Linked DNA regions of Mus musculus: region 2 is linked to region 1. A link is a contact called in ENCODE Hi-C or POLR2A ChIA-PET data. All regions are on one chromosome and are shown on one strand. The core of a region is the stretch at or near the end of the contact, and the rest is flanking DNA. Distances in the headings are between cores, read along the strand shown. Region 1 overlaps Atxn1 (ataxin 1). Region 2 has its middle 54 kb from the start of Rbm24.

Region 1 (4,569 bases), core at 743-3,242:
CAAGTGAACTCCAGGGAGCCTCCTCTCTCCACCTCTGGAGCGCCAGGGCTATAAGCATACTCCATCACACCTGGCTTCCTCACACGGAGTCTGGGATTCAAATTCAGGTCCTCAAGCTTGCATGTCAAACACTTTACCAATTGAGCCATCTCTTCAGCCCTGCCCTGGAGGTTTCTAGTTTCCTCTTGGGCCCCAGTGTTAAGGTATCAAATATAAAAGAACATTTTCCCTTCTTCATATGGGAGATCAATGAAGAGCTGAGGGAACAGGAGATAGCAGAAATTAACATAGTCAGGGAGTCCACAGGGAAAAGCTGTGACCCTGCTTCCGATTTATTAATAAATGGAATTGATAATATAAAATATTAACTATAGATAGATAGATAGATAGATAGATAGATAGATAGATAGATAGATAGATAGATTGACAGATAGTTACTATTTTGATTTTAAACTTTTACAGTAGAATGAACCCATGGCTTATTTAATTGCCAGATGAAAATAGAAGTCTCCAAAGGCTGAAGATATAAAGTAGTAAACACAGGTTTTTTAAAACACATACACACACACACACCAGCCAAGATGGAGACCTTCATTTCTGAGGATCCTAGGACCCTGAAAGGCATGAACAGCATAGAGAGGCAAAGTAGTAGCTCACACATGTTATCCATACACTTGTGAGTGTGAGTCTGAGACTGAGAAGTTAAGTAGAAAGCAGGAGGATTGCCCCACGTGTAATAGAAACCTGGAATATGTAGTGAGTTCAAGGGCAGCCTGGGATACAGAGTGAAGAAATGCTTAGTGAAAAAAAAAAAAAAAAAAAAAAGGACTAGACAGGTGGCTCAGCAGCTAAGAACACTTGCTGTTCTCCCAAAGGACCCAACTTTGATTCACAGCACCCACATGGTACCCTAATCTGTAATTCTGGTTTTAAGGGTTCTGAAACCCTCTTCTGGATCCCATTGGCACTGCATATAGGTGATACCCAGTCATGCAGGCAAAACACACACAGTCACATACACATATACACATATATACACACATTATATATACATACACATGACATACATATGTACACATACATATACATACATACACACACACATATATATATATATGCACATATATCCATATCCATATACACACATTATATAGGCATACATATACACTATGTATATATACATATATACATATGTATATATATATATATATATATACACATACACAATCCTAAACAGAACATGATTCTTTGCTATAAAGGTGAATTCAAGGAATTAAACAAATGATGATTTGATTGTATGAAAAGAAGATCCTCTACGCAGCAGCAAATGAATATATATATATATATATATATATATATATAGAGAGAGAGAGAGAGAGAGAGAGAGAGAGAAAGAGAGAGAGAGAGAAGAGGGAGGAGGCGAAAAAGCAACAGATAACATGAAGCCTTTAACAGAGCCATTCTGAATAGTGTTAAGTCAAACCAGGTCCAAAGATGTGACTGGCAGAGAAACCAGGTAACTCAAGGAGCATGGGCTGCTGATAACCAATTGGCTAACACAAGACCTAAGAATGAGTTTCAGCATACAGGGAACAGATGGCTCTACAGCTAGGTAAACAAGTTCTTAACCTGTGTGTCTCTGCCACTTAGGCGTTTTTGTTTTTTTTAATCAGATATCCTGCATATAAGATATATACATTACAATATCAAAATCACAGGCATGAGATAGCAACATGACAGTATTATGTCTGGGGGTCACCACAACATGAGGAACTATATTAAAGGGTCACAGCATTAGGAAGGCTTTGAACCACTAGTATAGAGGGAGATTAGCTAGGCAAAAAGAATGGGCTCTATCAAGGGTACTGGGGCTTGGTCTGGGTCTGTCTGGGGCTAAGTGATTGTGGAATTTGCCTGGCTCCTGTGAGCCCCTGGGCCTCCCCCTCTGCACCAAATCAAAAGGAGCCAGGAAGGGATTTGGTACAGCCCAGTTAAGGACGCCAGCATTTATCCAGCCCACTGGCCAGCCCTGCAAACATTCCAGGAGGAGTCTTTGCAGTGACTCATCCGGACCTGAGGCTCCACTATAAAGGGTGACCACCTCAGCTTCTAACAATAGTTGTTTTATTTTTAACTTCAAAGCTGGCCCTTGTAACCCAGAACAAACAAAAGAGAATTACAAGAGTAAATGCTGCATGCATTGCTAACCGTTTCCAGACATCCAGGAGAGGCCCTCGTCTGCTTTTTCCTCTTCCCTGTTATTTCAGTACATCTCACAATGTAGAAAGTGACAAATGAGCGCGGGTCACATGTCAGCACCGGCTCAGACCCAAGGTCATTAGACGCCATTCGACGAGGCATGATGCGACATACATTGCAGAGATAATGCTACCCCGTGGATCACCTGGGAACGCTTCCTCCTTGAAACAGGTCTGCAGCTTTTGCATACCAACAGAGCTTTAGAGCCTAGACAATGCCAGGAGCTAGCCTCCAGTGAGCTACAGAGGGCTGGCAGCAACCCAGGCTAAAATGGGGGCGAGCAGCGGGGAGACCTTTGAACATGCAAATAGAAATGATCCTAAACAGAACATGATTCTATGCTATAAAGGTGAATTCAAGGAATTAAACAAATGATGATTTGATTGCATGAAAAGAAGATCCTCTATGCAGCAGCAAATGATGGATAGCAAAATGGAGCTGTCGGGCAAATGGCCCTGATGACAGACACAATGACTTTGAATTATAGTCCCCATTACTCACAAGCTGAGCAAATATGGTCAAGTTATTTACACACCGAGCCTCTGTTGTTTGACTCTGCAGAACGTAACTAGTATTAGCACAGAATTACTGGGCCAATTGAATGGCACATACACTCGGTATATAATTATTGTGCCTCCAGACACATGAAGTCTAGATCCAAACTCTGGAGATACAGGTTTGGAAGAAATAGGTACTGCTTTGCTTACATAGACTGTTAAGCTTCTCTCGAATAAATGGAGATGACCGAGTATCTGTCCATGCAGCAGTGAGAAACTCAGCCAGTTGAAGGGATACCATGACCAATGCAAGTCTTTTAAAGGACAACATTTAATTGGGGCTGGCTTACAGGTTCAGAGGTTCAGCCTGTTATCATCAAGGCGGGAGCATGGCAGCATCCAGGCAGGCATGGTGCAGGAGGAGCTGAGAGTTCTACATCTTCTTCATCTGAAGGCAGCTAGTGGGAGACTGTCTACCAGGCAGCTAGGACTAGGGTACTAAAGCCCCACTCCCACAGTGACACTCCTACTCCAACAAGGCCACACCTCCTAAGAGTGCCACTCCCTGGCCCAAGCATATACAAACCATCACAGGGTGTAATACTGGAACTTGGCAGAGGGTGTTATGTTAGAGTAAGACAAAGATCCTGTGGCAGGATCATGCATCTATCAAGTGGGATATTTATAAAGACATTATCTCAGAACCTAGAAAAGCATGTGCTTTGGGTTATGTCCTGATGATGCTGATGTTAGTGATGCTGACTGAGGGGATGCTGATGGTAATAATGCTGATGTTGATAATGGAACTGATGATGATAATGATGTTGATGGTGATAGTAGTACTGATGGTGGTGCTGGTAAGGACAGTGGTGATGGTGGTGATGTGTTGATGGACTCATCACAGCCCAACCGGCAAATCACAGAGCTAGAAGAGGCGTGGACCACGTTAGCTGAAGCGGTGAGTGACATGATCAGTGCCGAGCCCATAAAGCACTGATTAGGACGCTAATTTTCATTTATTAAAGCTTGCTGCTCTATTTTTAGATACAGCCTTCAATCTACCATCATTCACGAAAAGCTCCTCTCCAAATATTCTATTTCAGGAATGAATGTAATTTTTTTTTAAAGATAAAAATATTCTGCGTGCATGAGTTCCTTTTTACCCAGCCATCTTTCTGTTGGTTTGCAGCCTGCCAGCAGAGTACATGTGATATTTTAGAGACTTTCTGTGCAGGGCACTTGGAAAAAAATCACATGTGAACACTGAAATGGCAGAAATAGCTGGTAGCTTTCATTTCCATAGATATTCTCAAAACAGAGGGATATGAATTTTAATGGAAGCCGCTGTAAGCTTCCAGGCTTTTCCTACCTGTCTCAGGGCGAAAAGTGAGTTGTTTAGTCACATATATATGTATATATATTCACAGTGTAAAAGATTTTTTTTTTGTAACTTATATCCTTGTGGCTTAATACTGGCTTCTTGTGATTTTTCTGAATTGCTAGCCACAGATTATCCAATGTTCGTATTGTATAGTATCCTTTTATTTGATTGTATATCATAATGTGCTTTTTAATATGTTTGTGTGATATATATATATATATATATATATATATATCACTGAACAATAGTTTGGTCAAACATACATATACATATACACATATAGATACAAGCATGCCATAGCATAGAGGACAATTTGTTGCAAGCGGCTCTCTTTTTCTCCCGAGTGAGACCCAGAGACTGAATACTGGTCTTCAATTTCGTAGCCTTACTTTCTGAGCCATCCCAAGGCCACATGCTTGTCTTCTGTTTACT
Region 2 (4,124 bases), core at 715-3,214, 540 kb after region 1:
AACAACTCTAGACTTACGATTTCCCTCAAACCTCCAGTTGTAGAACAGCTCAGGGCATACGCTCTTTCCTCACAATATTTGGAAAGGGCCAGACAGAGATGGTTTAAACATCCTGCCAGGGATACAGTTATTCTAAAGAGACTCGTGTGCCCTGCCCCTCAGCTCTCAGAGACAACCGAAGCAGTGGATCCTGAGAAACTGGAGCCTCTTGCTGGGGAAATGGAAAGGTTGGAGCCCAGGGGCCAACCGGAGGAGGAGCTTGTCTCTTAGAGGTTTCATGCAGCTCTGACAACGCGTAAGGCCACCTTGCGGGAGAGACTGGAACCCAGGCAGGAACAGTCAAAGGGGGTGGTGAGCTGGACCACACCTTGACCAGGACTGCTTAGTAATTGTTCCTGTCCTTCTATTTAAACCTAAACCTTGATGTCAAGGCCCTGTAGATGGACTTGGGGGTCCTTGGACCCCTTTGTTCTTTTTCCTAATGTGGTTATGTTGAATCCATCTCCTTTCTCTGCTCTTTGGCATTATTTGCTTCTCTGTCTACCCTAGCCATAGAGATCAGGATCACAGGTAAGCAAAACACAGTAGAGCTTTGATGCCACCCCACTTTCTTGGAATGTTCTGCCTCAGTTTTATTCTGCCCCTCCTATCCAATCTAGTCAGTCAGTGTTCCCTTAGCACCCTAAGTTTTACTCTTCGTTTACACTAAACTGTGGGAGACTTATGACCTTTCATGGGAAAAGCAACAAAGCAGAGAGGCCTTTTGATGGTGAAGTCCAGCCACTGTGGAGTCCGAATGAAGGAGCGAGACACTGGGATGAGGGTCTGTTGTTCTCTACCATCCCTCTAATCTTTGGGCAATCATTCCTCCTCCACTTGATGCTGACTAGCTAAAGTCTTTGTCCCAGTGATGAGAACAATTATTCCTCTTTATTACTCCGATTGGTGGCTTGCTAGGGAATCCCTGCCTCAGTTGAATTCTCGCTGGGGTAAAATATATAATAACTCCTATTAATTTTCTCTGCATTAAGATGGGATTCCTGTGTGACTCAATCTACTTGGTGCTAACAGCTCAGCGTGGGAAGAAAGAAGGAAGAGAAGAAGAGAAAGAAGAAAGAGCCAGAAAGAAGCCATAGCCACAGACAAAGAAGGTTCAGAAGACAGTTTTCCTGGGCTCTGAAATTCTAACCCCCATCTGGGGATTTGTACAGATTGCTCTGAGAGTGTTCACATTTTGAGAAGAGATCTGACAAGTCAAGAGAATTCTGAGATGGGGCAGAGAGAGAGAGAGAGAGAGAGAGAGAGAGAGAGAGAGAGAGAGAGAGAGAGAACAGCTTATCAGCAACAGTAGAAAACCAAAGAAGGATGAGGTGGTGGCTTTCAGGGGCTTGAAATGCCGCCATGAATAAGCACCTCCTAGGTGAGATCTTCCTCCAGCCAAGAACAAAGTTAGACAGGCAGAAGTTAAGGAAGCGGAGCTAGAGAAAATGTTGGCTCGGGAAATGAATGTAACAGCTACTAGATAAAGATGGGAGGAAAACAACTTTCCCTTTCACCAAAAATCTTCTGAGAGAGGCTGTTCAGCCATCTGTTTGCAACGCTATAGAAAGAAAGCGTTTTCCTGGCTGCTGGTGGACTGATTTGATTTTTGTTGGGACTCTTGAGTCGAAGTTCCACATTTGTATGAATTCTGACTTGCATACCGTAGGGCATTGTGAGCCAATGCACAGTCAAGGTAAGGTCGGTACCTATACCACTGGACTCTAGCATAGCCCCCTAGGTCCCATGGCCTCCCTGCCGTCTTTAGGCCTAGCATCTGTCTCCACAGCAGCACGTGGTCTGGGTTGCTTCGTCTCTAGGCTTCTTGCTTGTGCGTGTTTAGTACTCTTTGTTGTCATTAAGCATGAGCAATGGATTTTTCACTCAGCAGCTTTCTCTCCCAAGCACTCTTGCAAAGAAAATGATGTGGCCAATTGTTTATTCCATGGATAGCCTTTTTCTGTCCCCAGAATGTGGCCAACATAACCATGACTCACGTTCACAGGACAGAAGGGCTGTTCTGGCTCATGCTTTTACTTCTTTGGGCCAATTGGAGAGTTATTTATAAACATTTATTGATTTGGATTCATAAACCCGAGAGAGAGAGAGAGAGAGAGAGAGAGAGAGAGAGAGAGAGAGAGAGAGGGAGAGAGAGAGAGAGAGAGAGCTTGCTGTGCTCATTGCTATGGTAACTAGCATCTCTCACATATATTGGCCAACTGTCATATCTCAGAACAGAACTCCAAAGCCTACCTGTAGCTGCTGGCTACATATTCACCCTTTTTCATTTTTCAACTGAACTTCAGTGTTCTCTCCCCCACTGGCTCCCAGTGATGGCACCACACTGGGGCAGAAGCATAACTGATTCCTGAGGTGATTCTTGGGCCTCTCTTGGGGGTATTCTCCTGATGACTTCTAATCAGTTTTCATTGTCAAAGCTAAAGAGATTCTCACCCAAAGCTGAGCTTTGCCACGTGCCCCATCAAGTTGGGGCTCTATTCTTCATCGACAAGGAAACCATATTGTAGCAGAAGTGTGGGAACAGAAGTATAAAGCAACAGAAACGTGTTCTGACATGAGTCACACGAAACAACATAGGTGAAAGTGAAACTCTACATAGAGGACGGTAGCGGCAAAGCATGCTGGGAGGAGCAAAGGCTGACAAAGAGATGGAAGTAAATAAATACTCAAAGAAATACTTCCTTTTTCCTTTATTTGTTTCCTTCTCTCCCTCCTGCCCTCCTTCCTCCTCTTTCCCTCTATCTCCTTTGCTCCCTCCCTCTCTCCTTCCATGCCTTCCTCCTTCCTCCCGCCCCTCCCTTCTTCCTTCTTTCTCTCCTCTCTCTTGAGATGAAAACCATGCCATGTCAAAGAGCTGTTTTAAGGAATCAAGAAGAGAGTTATACAAAATGCCTAGAACAATGTCAGGGATTATCCTGTGTGTGTCAGAATGGTTTCTTTGAAATAATAAATCTTGTTTTTGCCAGAAAAAGACCCTGACTTTTTGAAAGAGATGAAGATTATGCAATTTTTGGCTCTACTTTTAAAGACATAATAAAAATTTACTCACATACAACCAGGCAGAGATGTCTTCTACAAATTCAAAACTTAGGCTTACAAAAAACAAAAGCAAAAACAAAAAAAAATCTAAAACAAAAACCTATCTCTTTAGTGCGTCATTGCCTAACATTACTGTCTGACTGTTCTTTCTCCCTCCAAGTTCTGATTGTGTGTCTCTTGACTGCCTCTCACATGGCATTGACTTTGGAACATTGTCAAGCACATAGATCAATGGTTAGTCACTCTAGGCTAGCCCCATGAAATTTGATCTCCTAGACTGATACTAGGATGTATAAGCCATGTGACTTCACACAGAGATATACGTACCATTTATAGGACTGCTCCCAGGTTTATGACTTATGAACATGGGGATTTTGATAAGTTCTAACTTAAATGATTGCCATAAAAGAGGAGGAAACCAGGGTGGATGAATAATATGCTCTTACATGTTGCATCAGCAGAAATATTTCAGAGAAAGCTTTGGTTTGAGCCAGGGATGTGTCAGAATCAAAGGTTTGGTTCACATTTTTCTACATTGAGGGAGCACAAAAAAAAAAAGTTTCTACATTTGCCCCTTTGTCCTCACCCTTGTAACTCAAGTTCTAGGTCAAAGACACACATACTTTAATTGACCTAAGACTGTAACTTTGATTTTTTCAAAGTCTTCTTTTAATGATGGTTCTTAGATGCTTTAACCTCCCTTCTAGCCTACCACCCACCAGAGGTAGTGGAAAAGAAAGGGTGGGGAGGGAGTGGACCTGTTTAGAAAGGTTCTTTGTTGCAACTTCTGTCTGTGTCATCTGGAAATTGGCAGTTCAGTTCTCAGGTCAGCAGTGGCAGCTTAATCCACTCGATAATACTTTGTGGATACACCAGCGGTCTAGTTCGGTATTGTCAGGATAGCAGCAGCTGTGGCATGACCTAGAAGGGAACAGTCAGGCCTCAGCCAAATCGGCGCACATATCAGCAGGAGGGACCAAGGGGGAAGGAGAAGTTCTCTGCTGTGCCTCACTCAGTGAAGGGAA

Evidence for each region. A loop is a pair of places that touch in the nucleus more often than their neighbours do. ChIA-PET counts read pairs that join two places held with the same protein, here RNA polymerase II (POLR2A).
Region 2: a loop to region 1 is called in a map of regulatory T cell, with 3 times the contacts of the local background. The contact joins two enhancer-like sites. A Hi-C loop is called at or near these places in 1 of 37 maps with a recorded cell type or tissue (regulatory T cell). POLR2A ChIA-PET finds 5 or more read pairs at or near these places in 1 of 5 experiments (embryonic stem cell).

What each region holds. Positions count from the first base shown.
Region 1 is chr13:45,818,664-45,823,232 of GRCm38, forward strand. The region is part of intron 3 of Atxn1 (ataxin 1); the gene reads right to left. Among named protein-coding and RNA genes, the nearest start is that of Atxn1, 140 kb to the right of the region's middle. Within about 2 kb of position 1,993, at least 2 of the 3 ENCODE cell types and tissues checked have a DNase peak (open chromatin) inside an H3K27ac peak, as active enhancers do.
Region 2 is chr13:46,362,090-46,366,213 of GRCm38, forward strand. No RefSeq gene overlaps it. Among named protein-coding and RNA genes, the nearest start is that of Rbm24, 54 kb to the right of the region's middle. Within about 2 kb of position 1,965, at least 1 of the 3 ENCODE cell types and tissues checked has a DNase peak (open chromatin) inside an H3K27ac peak, as active enhancers do.